2 separate regions of the Homo sapiens genome follow, and region 1 is linked to region 2. Evidence: chromatin loops called from intact Hi-C (ENCODE). Cell type or tissue: A673. All regions are shown on one strand. Links, peaks and the distances in the headings refer to the core of each region. The heading gives the core; the rest is flanking DNA. Region 1 overlaps PRKCB (protein kinase C beta). Region 2 overlaps CACNG3 (calcium voltage-gated channel auxiliary subunit gamma 3).

Region 1 (12,590 bases), core at 6,188-8,687, 450 kb before region 2:
CTCCAGTCTGGGTGACAGAGTGAGACCCTCTCTCTAAACAAACAAATCCCAGGAGACATTAATTAACTTGCCACTGGTCTCTAAGCTAAGTAGTTGAAGAGGGCAACAAACCCAGGTGGTCTGACTCCTAGGCTTGAAGGTCCAGGTTCAGCTACTCCACCAGTATCCCTGGTCAGTCTTTGGCCAGGGCACAGAAGGTGGCATATCAAGTTGTGGGGTCTGATTTGGAAAGTGTGAGATCCCTCCTTTGTATCTTTTCCAAAGTCCACTCAGAAGAGAGTAGTGTAAAAGGAGTGATAGCACAGCGTGGTCTGGCTGGCATAGTCAGCCGCCCTGTGATGGGCAGGGGGAAGCTGCTTTCTGTCCTCAAGCAGCCCCTAAACTTGTAGGCCAGACTCATAAATCACACATTGATAACTCAGTGTGATGTGTGCTGTAATGGTGGAGAGGGGGGAGAAATGCCAGGAGCAGCTCACCTCCCAGGGTCCTGGGGAGGCTGCACAGAGGAGCCTGAGTTCTCAGTTGGGTTTTGAGGCAGAGGAAGCAGTGAAAGAGAGAGGAAGAATGTCAGTGAGGTGCGGGGAGAAGCAAGAGAGAGAAGACACTTGGCAGGAAGAAGTAGTTGAAGTACCCGGGGATGTTTAGCTTGAAGAATAGAAAATTTGGAGGAGGCAGAGAAAAGGCAGGAAACTTTAAAAGCAGGAGAGAAAGACCTCCAGGTTCCCAAAGGGAGCATGGCACTTCTCAAGGGGGTGAGGTTGACAGCATTAGGAGAGAGAGAGAGAGAAAGAGAGAGAGAGAAAGAGAGAGAGCGAGAGAGTTGTCAAGGAAGGGAAGGACCCATGGAGGGGAGAGCACAGGTGAAAATGAGAAGTGATGGGAAAATGGGTGGGAAATAAATGAAGTTTTGAGGCCAGTTGAGAAATCTTGCTTGGTGGTTTCTATTTTCTTTGTGAAGCAGAAAAAAAGAGGAATTAGACAGACCTGCATTCAAATCTCATGACCCCAGGCAAATTTCTTATCCTTAGCTTCTTCATTTTGAAAAAGGGGTGAATGATAATAGGACCTACCTAATAAGAGTTGTCAGGATCAAATATGTTAGTGCTTGTGTAAGATGCAGTGGCACCCTGGCACTTAGTACCAAAAAAAAGTACTATAAATGTTGTCACCTATTGAGGGAGTCCGGGTTTGGGTGCTTGATACATAGAAATATCATGAATAGCAGCAGAGAATACAAGAAGAAGAGAAAGCTTGGGGGAGAAGATAGAGAATTATGCGTTGGGTATGTTGAGGATGAGGTGCCTGTGCCATATCCGGGTGTAGGTGCCCAAAGGCAACTGGAAGTCATGAGAAGTCAGGGATAGAGGTAAATGTTTGGGAGTTGTTAATACAGGGGTGCATTTTTAAAATATCTGAAGTATGTTACTGGTGGCACTCAAAGATTTTTAATGATGTAAGGTATTCAACAACATGGAACTACGTAGTTTTAAAAGAAATTCTCTTGTAGGCCGCGTGTGGTGGCTCACACCTGTAATCCCAGCACTTTGAGAGGCCAAGGTGGGTGGATCACTTGAGGTCAGGAATTCCAGACCAGCCTGGTGAACATGGTGAAACCCCATCTCTACTAAAAAAAAAAAGAAACAAAACAAATCAAAACAAAAAAACCGGGCATGGTGGTGTGTGCCTGTACTCCCAGCTACTCGGGAGGCTGAGGCAGGAGAATTGCTTGGACCCGGAGTCAGAGGTTGCAGTGAGCCAAGATCGCGCTACTGTACTCTAGCCTAGGCAACAGAATGAGACTCAGTATAAAAAAGAAAAAAATGTTTTTTTCTTTTAATTCTTCGGGTTAAGGAGAGTGTCTTAGTTTGGTGCTATCATGTCCTAAACATCTTTCTAATGCATGCAAATCTCCCTTTTAAGCTAAAAGAATGAAGCAATCTCAGACTCAGAGCTATGTACCTGCTAGAATTTAATAATTTAAATTTTCATTGTGTTCTTCATACTCACCTTCTATTTATAGCAAGTGTTACTAGCTCTCCAATTCTGGAGGTTGTTTCAGATAGGATGCATTAGTTCTTTTTTTTTTTTTGAGACAAGGTCTTGCTCTGTCACCCAGGCTGGAGTGCAGTGGCACAAACACAGCTCACTGCAGCCTCAACCTCCCAGGCTCAAGCAAACCTCCCACTTCAGCCTCCCAGGTAGCTGGGACTACAGGCATGTCCCACCATTCCTAGCTAATTATTTTATTTTTTATAGAAACAGGGTCTCACTGTGTTTCCCAGGCTGGTCTTGAATTTGGGCTCAAGCAATCCTCACACCTCCGCCTCCTAAAGTGCTGGGATTACAGGCATGAGCCACCATGCCTGACCTGCTTTGGTTCTTAAAAACAGAATATCTGGCGAGCCTAACAAGGAGGCTGGTGGTTCCAGGGTTGGTTTAATCAAAGACTTAACACTGTCATCAAGCGCCTCTCAGTTATTTGCTCTGCCATCCTCAAAATGTGATCAGTGTCTCCCTTCTTGGTCCCAGGAAGGCTGTGATAGCTCCCAGAATCACATACTCACAGGGCAAAGCAGGAAGGAAGGGGACATAGGACAAAGGATTTGTGTTTAAGTATTTCATGTCACATTTGCATGTGGTGCTTGGAGCTGTGGCAGCTATGTTTTGACCATGAGGGACAAGGTTGGCAAGCTGTAAATGGCAGTGTAAAAAGAGGGAGAGGATCTGTCTCCTTCACAATATCCTTGAGCCCCTGAATTCACTAATCTTGATATAGCTCTATCTCTTGAAATTTTGTTTTGTTAGATAATTCTCTTACTGCTTAAAACGTCTTAAGATGGGTTTTCTGTTCTTTCCAGTAGAATGCATTGTATCTCACACAATTTGAGGTTATTGCCTCAACCTACTCTGAATCATTGCTCCTCCCCCTTTTTTCCTGGTTGATTAGCTTCTCTTGAGATTGTGTCTTATCTTCCTGGTTTTTTGTATGTCGGGTAATTTTGGATTGTATCCTGGACACTGTAAGTGTTGTGCTGTGGAGACTCTGGATTCATTCGTATTTCTCTGAAAAGCATTGATGTTTTTGTTTTAGTAGGCCATTGACTTGGTTGGACAGTAGACTGTCTCTGGGACACCAGCTCAGATGTCAGTTCTGTTTTTTATTTTATCCTTGAGTCTTCTTTGGGACTGCCCCATGCATGCATGGTTCAAGAGTCAGCCAGACATTTGGGTGGGGTTTAGACACAGAATTTGGGGCTCTTCTCTCTTGGCTGTCTCTATTATGGAATTCCTTCCTCACTTTCCAGAAGCCGTGAGTGACCTGAAACCTGTCCTCTGGTTCTGTACACCAGAAAGACTTGAGGCTTCATGTTGAAGTTTTAGCTGACAGCAGCTTGCGTTCAGGGGAAAAGCTGTAAAATGACCATTCCCTTCTTCCAAGTTTCAACCTCTCTGCAGAATCTGCTTTCTTTTGTTCACTTTCGAGTAATTTCAGGAAAAAATTTTTTTTTCGTTGAGAGTTTTTACTTGTTACCTATGGAAAGGTTGGGTCTAGCTGAAGCTTGCTTGCCCATAACAGAAACGAGACTCTTTTCTGTCTAACACATGGGAAAACTAACGCCCAGAGAGGTGAAGTCATTTCCCCAATTGTCAGAGGCACTTGAGCCAGAGTGACTCCATCTTGAGTAAGGGCTAGGAAAATAAGACCGGGACTTGCTGGGCTGCATTCCCAGAAAGAAAGGTATTCCTAGCCTCTAGATGTCTACAGTTAAGGGAACAGATTGATAATGTTTACTAAACAGAGCCAGGCTTGGCAGTGTCCAGCTATCCCGATATCTTGAGAACAAAGGCATTCCTAATTTTGCTTTAAGGATAATAATATTGATTATTGCAAAACAGAGTAATTAAGAAAATTAATCCTTTATCACAAACCCTTGTAGCAGAACACATCTCTCCATGATTTTTAAAATCATATATATATGATTTATATATATGATTATATAATATATAACATATATGATCATATAATCATATATATGCATGTGTATGTGTATATATATACACATGCATATATATGTATATATGTGTATACATACATACGTATATATGTGTATATATACATACATATATATGTGTATATATATACATATATATACACATACACACACACACACACACACACACACACACGAATATTTTACCTAGGGTGGACGTGCTCCTTCTCTTACTTTTAGGAACCCCCTACTCTGTCTATGGAGTAACTGTTCTTTCACCACTTTACTTTCTTAATAAACTTGCTTTTGCTTTGCACTGTGGACTCACCCTGAATTCTTTCTTGTGCAAGATCCAAGAACCCTTTCTTGGGGTCTGGATCAGGACTCCTTTCCTGTAATACAATGTCACAGAGCTCTTAAGTGGCAGAGCTTGGGGCCAAACTTAGGCTGCTGCACCCGATGTCCCAGCTCCTCTGCCCTATCTAGCTGTGGATTTGTGCCTCGAAATAGAATTGCATTTTGAATGCAGTTTCATTTTCGTATGGAAAGTGTCTATCCTGTAAATGTAACTGTAGCAGCCCCAAAGCTGAGCTGGGCAGTTTTATGGCAGCCTGGAGTCAGTCTTGTCCGCTTCCAATCAGGGTTCCTGGACTGGCTCCTATATTAAAATTGGTATTAGTAGACAATGTTCCAGGCAGAGTTTTGGATAGAAACTATCCATCAGCACCAAGAATGTGCCTGATTTGGTAATCTTTTTACCAAAGTAAAAGTCAGTAGTAAGTTGTGGTTAAAAGAGAGGAAGTTCAGAGTTCAGTACGTTATTTCTCTCTCTCTCTCTCTTTGTTTAAATAAAAGAGGAAGTTACTGCTCTTATTTTTGTACCAGCCCGTCAGTAATGGGTACAGAGTAAAATCTTAGCTAAGCTGAGGTCAAACTTCAAAACTTAGTAATAAGGATCTCCCTTGTTCCTTTGTAGGGCGACTAACATGAAGGTTCTGACTCTTAACCCATAGAGCCACAAAAAATAGTCCTAGGAAAATCATATGATTTTATTTATTTTAGGAACAGAAATGGTCCCTTCCGAAGTAGAGGCATTTCTACTTCTTTCCTAAACACCATCTCTGCTCAGTGAGCTCTCCCACCCTCAGGTACTGTGTTTCAGGCTTATTGCTGTATTGCTAGAAGTATCCTCACCTTCGAGATTAAGAAAAGATATTTATTGCCGGGCACAGTGGCTCACGCCTGCAATCCCAGTCTTTTGGGAAGCTGAGACGGGAGGATCACTTGAGCCCAGGATCTTGAGACCAGCCAGGGCAGTATAGTGAGAACTCATCTTGAAAAGAAAAATTTATTGAGCTCCTACTGTATACTGGGGATACAGCAATAGGCAAGATAGCCCTTGCTCCTCATGTAACCTACAGATAATAAACAAGATTACAAACAAACAAAATAAGAGGTCGTTCTAGATTATGATAAGTGATGGAAAAGAAAAAACCTGTATCTACTTCTTATAGCAGAGACCTGCATTGGGAGTTGCTGTGATCAAACAGGAAACGGAAGGTGGAGTTTGCTTCTGTATCCCTCCATCCCTGAGTGGAGGCTGGGTGCTTCTCACGACCAGGGCCTCTGAGATTTCTTTTTTTGTTTTTTTTAAATTATTTTAGATTAAGGGAGTACATGTGCAGTTTCGTTACGTGGTTATGGAGCGTGATGCTAAGGTTAGGGTTTCTATTGGTCGCGCCACTCACATAGTGAACCTAGCATCTGATAGGTAGTTTTTTGACCCCCTTCCCCTATGCCCTCTCCCTCTTGGGGTCCCTAGTGTCGGTTGTTTCCATCTTTATGCCCCTGTGTACCCAATGTTTAGTTCCCACTTCGAAGTGAGAACATGTGGTATTTGGTTTTCTGTTTCTGCATTAATTTGCTTAGGATAATGGCCTCCAGCTGCATCCATGTTGCTGCAAAGGACACAATCCAAATAAGCACAATCAGAAATGACCAAGCTGACATTATGACTGATCCCACAGAAACACAGGAGATCCTCAGGGATGACTATGAACACCTCTATGCACACAAGTTAGAAAACCTAGAGGAAATGGGTAAATTTCCTTTGCACACAACCTCACAAGATTGAACGAGGAAGAAATAGAAATCAAGATTTATTTTCTGTTTTGTTTGTGTGTGTGTGTGTGTGTGTGTGTGTGTGGTTTTTTGTTTGTTTGTTTGTTTTTTGGACAGGATCTCATTCTGTCACTCAGACTGAGGTACAGTAGCACAATCACACCTCACTGCAACCCTGACCTCCTGGGCTCAGGTGATCCTCCCACCTCAGCCTCCAGGGCAGCTGGAACTACAGGCATGTACAACAATGCCCGGCATATATATATATATATATATATATATATATATATATATATATATATATATATGTGTGTGTGTGTGTGTGTGTGTGTGTGTGTGTGTGTGTGTGTGTGTGTGTGTATATGTATATTTAAATTTTTATATATAAATATATATCTATCTTTGTAGAAATGGGGTTTTGCCATGTTGTGCAGGCTGAAATTGAGATTTCCTAATGTAAGAAACAGAGCCCCAAGGGGCTCTTCTTGGGCTGGTCGCTGTATTTCATCAGGTGCCTCTGTGTTGGACACTTACTTCCCTCCATTGCATAGATTGGATCCTTTATGCTTAGCCTAGACTCTGCCCTTTGGGATGCAAGGAGCTGAGTGAAGGTTCTGGGAGAGTAGGCTTAAGCCCAGAAGAGGGAGGCCTCTCTCTGGATGTCATGCTAGAGCCTGCCTTTTAGTCTTTGTGTTTCCACTCTCCATCCTCCTCTTCTGGAGTTCAGAACCCCTTCCTGGTCAAATTGCCCCCGGGCTCTATGGGATCCTGTGGGATTCTATCCTTTGAGTCTACCCCACCCTTCAAGTACTTCCTGTCTTTTCACACCTAAGTGAAAGAAAGTAGGATAAGAACAGCAGTTGTTAACTTGATTGATTGTAAATTGCCTTCATTAGAAAATGTTAATTATCGCCCCTGGGAAGGGATTAATCCTTTAGGTCTCTAGGTTACTAGACTGGCAAAAGCCAAGTGTGCCTTGGTTGACTGTTTCTTTCTGAGAGTAAAGAGAAAACATCAGGGGAGGTAGAAACCTCAGTCATGGGGTAATCATTATGGCCATGTTTATCCCCATACACGTATCTTCTGCTGATTCTGGAGTCAGCTAGATTTTGTGACCCAGCATAGATGATATAGTGACATTGTCCTGCTGTGTTAAAAAATTTAAGTTCATAAGAAATGCATAAGTACAATCTCATCAGGATAAATTACACAACATAGATAAGATTGAAGACCTTTTAACTCTTTTGACGTCTCAATTTAGTCCCCTCTACCTTCCCCAGAAGCCTATTGTTTGTAAATTTGGTGTCTCTTATAGAACTCTGTAGCATTCCAAAGTCTGAACTTTCTCCCATGCATATGGCCACTTCCCTGTTGATGAACATTTAGATTCTTTTTTGGAGGGGTTGTGTCTATTACAAACAGCATGGCAATGAGCATCTTTCTACACATCTCATCAATATGCAAGTGTTTCTCGTGTTCCTCGGAAGTATAATGGCTTAGCCCTGGGGTATACACGATTCAGCTTTTAATAGGTTTTGCCAAATGTTCTCCAGAATAGCTGGACCACTGTATACTCCCACCAGCAGTGTGTGTTTCCGTCTCACTGCATCTTTCCCAGACCATGATATTATCAGGCCTTAACACTTTTGCCAATCTGATGGGAGAAAAATGGCATTTAATTTTAATGATCCTTTCCTGTCCCCTTCTCTTCTCTTCTCTTCCCTTCCCTTCCCCTTCCTTTCTTCCTTCCCTTCCTTCCCTTCCTTCCCTTCCTTCCCTTCCTTCCCTTCCTTCCTTCCTTCCTTCCTTCCTTCCTTCCTTCCTTCCTTCCTTCCTTCCTTCTCTCTCTCTCTCTTTCTTTCTTTCTCTTTCTTTCTTTCTCTTTCTTTCTTTCTTTTCTTTCTTCATTTCCTTTCCTTTCTTTCCTTTCTTACTTTCCGAGTCTCACTCTGTCGCCCAGGCTGGAATGCCGTGGCATGATCTCAGCTCACTGCAACCTCCGCCTCCCAGGTTCAAGCGATTCTCCTGCCTTAGCCTCCTTAGTAGCTGGGATTACTGCCACCTCACCTGGCTGATTTTTTTTGTATTTTTAGTAGAGACGGGGTTTCGCCATGTTGGCCAGGTGGGTCTTGAACTCCTGACCTCAGGTGATCCACCGGCCTCGGCCTCCCAAAGTGCTGGGATTACAGGCGTGAGCCGCTACTCCCAGCCACCTCTTCTTACTAGTGAGACTGAACATCTTTTTACATATTTATTGGACAATTGTATTTCATCTTCTATGAATGTCTCCCTCCCCACTTTTTTATAATTTCATATTGATTTGTAATAATTTTTATTTCAATCTACTAGACACTGATCCTTTGCTCGTTGTTTGTGTTTGTGTTGTCTATTTTCATCAAGTCCTGGGTCCTGTGTCACTTTAGTGCCATAAGGGAATGACAGACTCCCTTATTATTGGTTTAGCTCTTGAAGCCTAACAAAGTGTTTCCAAACAGTTCATTATTCCCACTTTAAGGATGTGAAGACTGAGGCTCAGGGTCACAACTTGTGCAATCTTGGGTAGACTTTGAATCTCTGAGCAGACTTAGAAGTAGACCAAACTGCTGTGAGCCACAGGGAGATTATTATTGCTAACTTTTCCCTGTTAGCCAAACACTTCTGCTTGGTCCCTCTAGAGAGAAGTCTTTAATTATTCATCTCTTTCCAAGTAATTGGCGACAAGTCCTGCAGCTGGGAGTTGGAATAAACTTGGTTGCTAAAAGCATCCATCACACATAAAACAGGGGAGATCTGGCTCCAAAGAATGGTAGATGTAGATCTTCCCCTACGGATTTGTTTTCTGAAGATCTCCTTATACACTGACCTCAGCCTTTTGCTGACCTATCCTTGTGAACTGAAGGCTGAAAAAACCAATGTAGCCATGGTCCACATCCATTTATCACTTTCAGAAATGGCCCCTGCACTTTATATTTCTTCAGGTCCTGCAAAAAATATTGAAAATCCTTTACAAATAGAGGCAAGGTCAGGCCATCCCTGTGGGATTTCCAGGGAGCAGTGCACTGACCCGTTTTGCAGAATGGGAAGCAAAAAATAAAACTCAGACTTAGACAGCTGGCATAAGCAAGGACTTCCCTATTCTGAGTGCCAAATGTCAATTTGAAATACTTGAACTTTTATTCTCTGGGACATGTACTGGCATTAGTAAGAATTTCTATTTATTGAGCATTTATTTGGGGCAGGCAGATGATAAGTTATACACATTAATTATCTTATTTGATTTTCACAATGACCTATCAGTTACATAATTGATTGTCTGCATTTTATGGATAAATAACCTGAGGCTCAGTTATTTGACTTGCTCAAGGTGATGTAACAAGTAAATGGCAGAGCCATGATTTAAATAACAAAACGCATGCTCTTAATCACCACATTAATGTCTTGATATCAATTAATAGAACCATTTCCCCTCCATTTTCTCTTTAGTTTCAGAACTGGTAAGAGTTTGTCTAATAAGATTTTTATAAAGTGGTGACATGAATGGCTTGTGGGGATGGAGACTGGGGCCGGCTGCCAAGGGTACCCATCTCACACGAAGCATCAGGTCCACTTGGGTTTGTTTTTGGCTGATTACAATCTTGAATCAAACTTTTCAGTACAGCTGGTCTCCCAAGAACTTTCTAATGTTGATTTGAGCTTCCCTGAATGAATCTCAGAAAATAAGAAAGGGAGAGAGAATGCCTGTGTATTGAGCTTGACCCATTTCACAGATGCCGAAATAGAAGTGAGGCGACTTGCCCAGGGTCCCTGTGGTGGATTGTGTTGTTGTCTCAATTATTTGCTCCCACCTCATACAAGGATTATACATTTCACACATGGCTATGTGACATACATGTCTACTTGCAGAAGGGACACACTTTCCTTCCCACTGATGTGGAGCATTGGCCAATGGAACGTGAGCAGACACAATCTACTCTACATTTAAACAGAGGCTTTGAGAAGCTATTGTGTGGTTTAGCCATTGTTCTTCCCACCTCTGCCACAAGACCAAGAAAGGGCTGTTGCCTCAGCTGCGTCCTGGGATGGAAAAGACACAGGAAGTAGAATCACAGAGCCACAGACAACTGCAGTGACACGTAGCACGAGTAAGAGCTAAACTTCGAATATTGTAAGTCACTAGAATTTTGGGGTTGCTTATTATTGCACTTACCTACCAAAAGCTGACTAATACAGTCATATAGCCAGTAACTTGACTAAGCTGGAGCTTGAGCCAGGTCGAACTCCCAATCCTATCCATGGTCTTTTTCTTATTTCAGTCTTCCCTAATATTCCATTCTAACTTACATCATATTTTCTGTGTCTGTGTGCTGTCTGTCCTTTTTTCTTTTAAATAAATCTTTTTCTACCAAAGATATAGAACAGGAAATAATATTTTTCTTTAAAGAGTCTGTTTTTTCATTTCAACCCATTTATTTTGAAGGAAATTTTATCATCGTATAAATAGAAAAACAGTGTCATCACAAATAATTCATAACTATAAGCAGTGGCTCACGCCTGTAATCCCAGCACTTTGGGAGGCTGAGGTGGGCGGATCACCTGGGGTCAGGAGTTTGAGACCAGCCTGACCAACATGGTGACACTCCATCTCTACTAAAAATACAAAAATTAGCCAGGCATGCTGGCAGAGGCCTGTAATCCCAGCTACTCAGGAGGCTGAAGCAGGAGAATCGCTTAAACCTGGGAGGCGGAGGTTGCGGTGAGCCGAGATCGCGCCATTGCACTCTAGCCTGGGCGACAGAGTGAGACTCCATCTGAAAAAAAAAAAAAGGGTAATTTAAACAATATTATGAAGTTCTAGCTAGGTACTGTTGGCAGACAAGAATCTGATTTTGAAATATCGTCTCTCTATGTTCCAAAAAGGAGTTTGGCAAATATTAGAATGGTGTTCAAAACATACAAGCACCAAACTGATACTTTCTCCTTTGATAAATCAGGAAGATTAAAAAAGAATCAGAAGAACAATTTCTTCCTAGTATGGCTTGGTGTGATGAGTGTCATCTGTATTCCATATAAAATTCTTTCAGATATCACCAATGAGTGATATGTTCATTACAATGGGGGGTGTCCCTTTCTTTGGTTCATGTATAATAACTGGAAACATGTATATAGCATGTGGTATGTGCCAGGTACTCTTCAAGATACTTTAGTTATTTAATCTATTGTCAGATAAGGAAACAGAGGCTTGGAGAGGCTAAACAACTTATCCTAGCTAGAAAGAGGCAGAATTGGGGCTTCAAGTCAGGTCTGTTTGATTCCAGAGGCAACATCCTAAAGCAAAGTTTCCTTCTAACTGCTCACTTGGGACTTTTAAACGAAGCCATTAGGTGCTTCACTTTCTTGTGGCATGCCAGAGTGGTAGCTGCTTCAGGGCATCAGCCTGGGGCCACATCAGGACCTACCTGCACGTAGGTTGATCAGGACCCTGGCAGGGCTGTCAGGTACAGCCACAAAGCAAGCTGTTTCTGACTGTGTTCCCACACTTTCTCAGGCATCCACCCTGGTGTATGAATTTGCTTCTTCTTTATAACAAACTACCTCTAAACTGCACTCTAGTCTACAGATCAGCTGGGCAATGCTGTTGATCTCGGCTGGGCTTGCTCGTGTGTCTTTGGTCAGCTAGCAGGTTATCTGGGGCCTGATTGGTCTAGGATGGCTTCACTTGCACATCTGGCACTTAGATGTGTGTTAGCTGGAGCAATAGGGGGCCTGGACCCCGTGGGTCTCCTTTTCCAGCAGGCCACTTGGGCTTGTTCACAGGGCAGATGGGCCCAGTTCAAAGGGTCTGAGAACACAACGGTACTGCAGGATGAGCTTTGGAACTGCTGCACCGTCTCTTCCACTGCATTCTGCATACGGGCCCTAAACAAGTCCCAAGCCTTCTCAGATTCAAGACATGGGGGATGGGCTGTATCTCTTATGGAGAGAGTCACATAGCAAGGGTGTGGCTCTAGGGAGGAATGAAGAGTGGTCAAGTGCAGCCTGCCATGCTGGCTCCTTCACCAGCCTGTCAGTTATATGAGCCAATGGGCTGAATCATAGTCATCTTTCTCTCCACATGCCTGGCCCGTGAAGGATTTGCCTGCCCAGCAGAGACCGTGGAATGAATGTGTGCTCCAGGCACTCTGCCTTCTCTCTCTTCTTTGACTTCTCTAAGCTCGTTCCTGCCCCTGTCCCCCTCTGTCTCTCTTCCCCAGGATCATGGCATTAGTCGGATCCTTCCCATCATTTTCATTTTAGCTCCAGTATCACCTCTTTGAGCCTTCCCTGACTACCCTTCCAGCATTCTCTAATCCCATCACCTTGTTTTTTTTATCTTTTCTTTTTTTTTGAGACGGAGTCTCACTGTGTTGCCCAGGATGAAGTGCAGGGGCACAATCTCGGCTCACTGCAACCTGTGCCTCCTGGGTTCAGGTGATTCTC
Region 2 (2,500 bases), core at 1-2,500:
AAAGAAAAAGAAAGAAAGAAAGAAAGAAAGAAAGAAAGAAAGAAAGAAAGAAAGAAAGAAAGAAAGAAAGAAAGAAAGACAGACAGAAAGAAAGAAAAGAAAAGAAAGAAAGAAAGAAAGAAAGAAAGAAAGAAAGAAAGAAAGAAAGAAAGAAAGAAAGAAAGAAAAGAAAGAAAAGAAAAAAGAAATGCTGAACCTCGGGTCCCACCCCAGACCTGCTGAATCAGATCCTCTTGAGTTATGGCCCAGGAATCTGAAGCCAACCTCCCTCTGACCCCCACTCCTAGGGATTCTGCACCCCCTGAAGCTTCAGAAGTGCTTCCTTGAAGATGGGGTGATGAGAGGTGAGAATTCCAGCCTCTGGGCCTGTGCACTTGCTGGTCACTCAGCCCAGATGCTCTCCCGCTCATCTTAATGTGGCTGCTCATGCTTGGCATTTGGTCTCAGCCCAGATGCCCCTTCTCTGAGAGGCTTCCCTGACCTCCCACTGTGACAGGCTATCCTGCCTCCTTGTTTATTTCCTTCATATGATCCTTCTCCATCTCTCCCATATTCACAAAGGCAGGAGCTTTGTCCCTCAGCATCCCTAGAGCTGGGTATGGTGCTTAACACGTAGGAGGCACTCAGTATATCCTTTTGTATTTTTTTTTTCATTTTTCTTGAGATGGAGTCTCACTCTGTCACCCAGGCTGGAGTGCAGTGGCACTATCTCAGCTCACTGCAACCTCCATCTCCCAGGTTCAAGCCATTCTCCTGCCTCAGCCTCCCAGGTAGCTGGGACTACAGGCATGTGCCACCACACCTGGCTAATTTTTGTATTTTTAGTAGAGATGGGGTTTCACCATGCTGGCCAGGCTGGTCTCAAAGTCCTGACCTCAGGTGATTCTCCCACCTTGGCCTCACAAAGTGCTGAGATTACAGGCATGAATTACCGCACCCGGCCTGTATATCCTTTTTCGAATGAATGAATGAAAAAACAGCAGCTTCTTGCCTAGTGCCCAGACCCTGGGGTCTCACTTCCAGCCAAAACAAGCTACTAGGCTCACCACCCTCTGGTCATACTATGGCACCTCCCAGCGATAGTGGCTCAAGGATAATAAATGTCCTTGTGATTACAGTTCAACAGGACACCTCCTGTTGCAGGTGGGGTCACATGTTACCAAGTAGTTTTGGGCATATTCTGGGTGCTCTAACCAGAGGAAGGGCAGCTGTTAATGCTGTTCCTTGAAGCATGGATTATCTGTGCTACCTACCTCAGGTTGAAGGGGTTGGGGGCTAACTAGTCCCTTCCTTCTACCAGGCAGGCAACCCCACCAGTAGGAGGCTCCCTGGCTGCAGGTAGCATCTACCAAGGCTGCTATGTGGCATCCGGACAAGGCATTAAATAAGATCTCACCACATGGTGAGAAAGCTATTTCCTTTTCAATTCATGGTATCTGGCTGGAATTTAATAAAATCATTTTGTTTTCATTGTGTTTATTTTTACAGTGGCCTTCTATTTACAGCCAGAGATACTCACTTTCCATTTACAGTTGGGTTATAAAGTTTCCTTTGAAAATAAATTTAAGTTAAAAAAGAAACCGGGTTGATTTAAAGAGTGTCAACCTAAATGACAGAGAGGAAAATGCTTCAAAAGAAAATGACGTTTATTAGGGAATAGGCATTGCAATGGGAATACAGGTGCCATAGTGAACTATGCGCATATTTAGGCAGGGAGGTAAAGGAAGACAAAGGTTTTTAAAGGAAAAATCAGGGGGATTGTGTAATTGTTTTGAGATAGTTATCCTTGGCTACAAGGATGAATAACAAGGGTGGTGCCAGTTCGAGGTTGGACAGGCAGTTGCTGGGAAGATGTCCTCGTAAAAGTATTTTTTGTGTGTGTAAGGTTGCAATGGTCTTTGTGCAAAGTTATGGTTTTTGCAAGAGAAGAGGTCTTGCTTTGTCTCCCAGGCTGGAGTGCAGTGGTGTGATCATGGCTTACTGCAGACTTGACCTCCTGGCCTCAATCAACAACAGGGACAATAGGCATGTGCCATGCCTGGCTTTTATTTATTTATTTATTTATTTAATTTATTTATTTATTTTCATAGAGATAGAGTCTTGCTGTGTTGCCCAGGCTGGTCTTGTACTCTTGGCCTCAAGCAATCCTTCTGCCTCAGCCTCCCAGAATTCTGGGATTACAGGCATGAACCACCATGCCCAGACTTGTCAGGGTTATTTTTGTTTGTTTGTTTTGTTTTTAAAGAGAGTCTCACTCTGTTGCCCAGGCTGGAGTGCAGTGGCACAATCTCTGCTCACTACAACCTCCGCCTCATGGGTTCAAGCGATTCTCCTGCCTCAGCCTCCCAAGGAGCTGGGACTACAGGTGCACACCACCATGCCCCGCTAATTTTTGCATTTTTAGTAGAGATGGGGTTTCACCATGTTGGCCAGGCTGGTCTCGAACTCCTAACCAAGTGATCTGCCTGCCTTGACCTCCCAAAGTGCTGGGATTGTTAGG

What was found. A loop is a pair of places that touch in the nucleus more often than their neighbours do. Peaks named below come from ENCODE experiments on the same cell type or tissue, not always from the same donor. Only the 100,000 strongest peaks of a DNase experiment are listed, where the experiment ranks them.
Region 1: a loop joins it to region 2, with 4 times the contacts of the local background. A loop is called at or near these places in 1 of 110 quality-filtered maps.

Annotation. Positions count from the first base shown.
Region 1 is chr16:23,859,098-23,871,687 of GRCh38, forward strand. The region is part of intron 2 of PRKCB (protein kinase C beta); the gene reads left to right. Among named protein-coding and RNA genes, the nearest start is that of PRKCB, 29 kb to the left of the region's middle. RefSeq lists an enhancer at 6,663-7,309. In A673, for the core only: no CTCF peak of the experiment used is centred there; a DNase peak (open chromatin) is centred at 7,674; H3K27ac peaks cover 2,273 bases.
Region 2 is chr16:24,317,549-24,320,048 of GRCh38, forward strand. All of the region lies in intron 1 of CACNG3 (calcium voltage-gated channel auxiliary subunit gamma 3), which reads left to right. Among named protein-coding and RNA genes, the nearest start is that of CACNG3, 62 kb to the left of the region's middle. In A673, for the core only: a CTCF peak has its summit at 1,311 (motif pointing right); a DNase peak (open chromatin) is centred at 1,363; H3K27ac peaks cover 916 bases.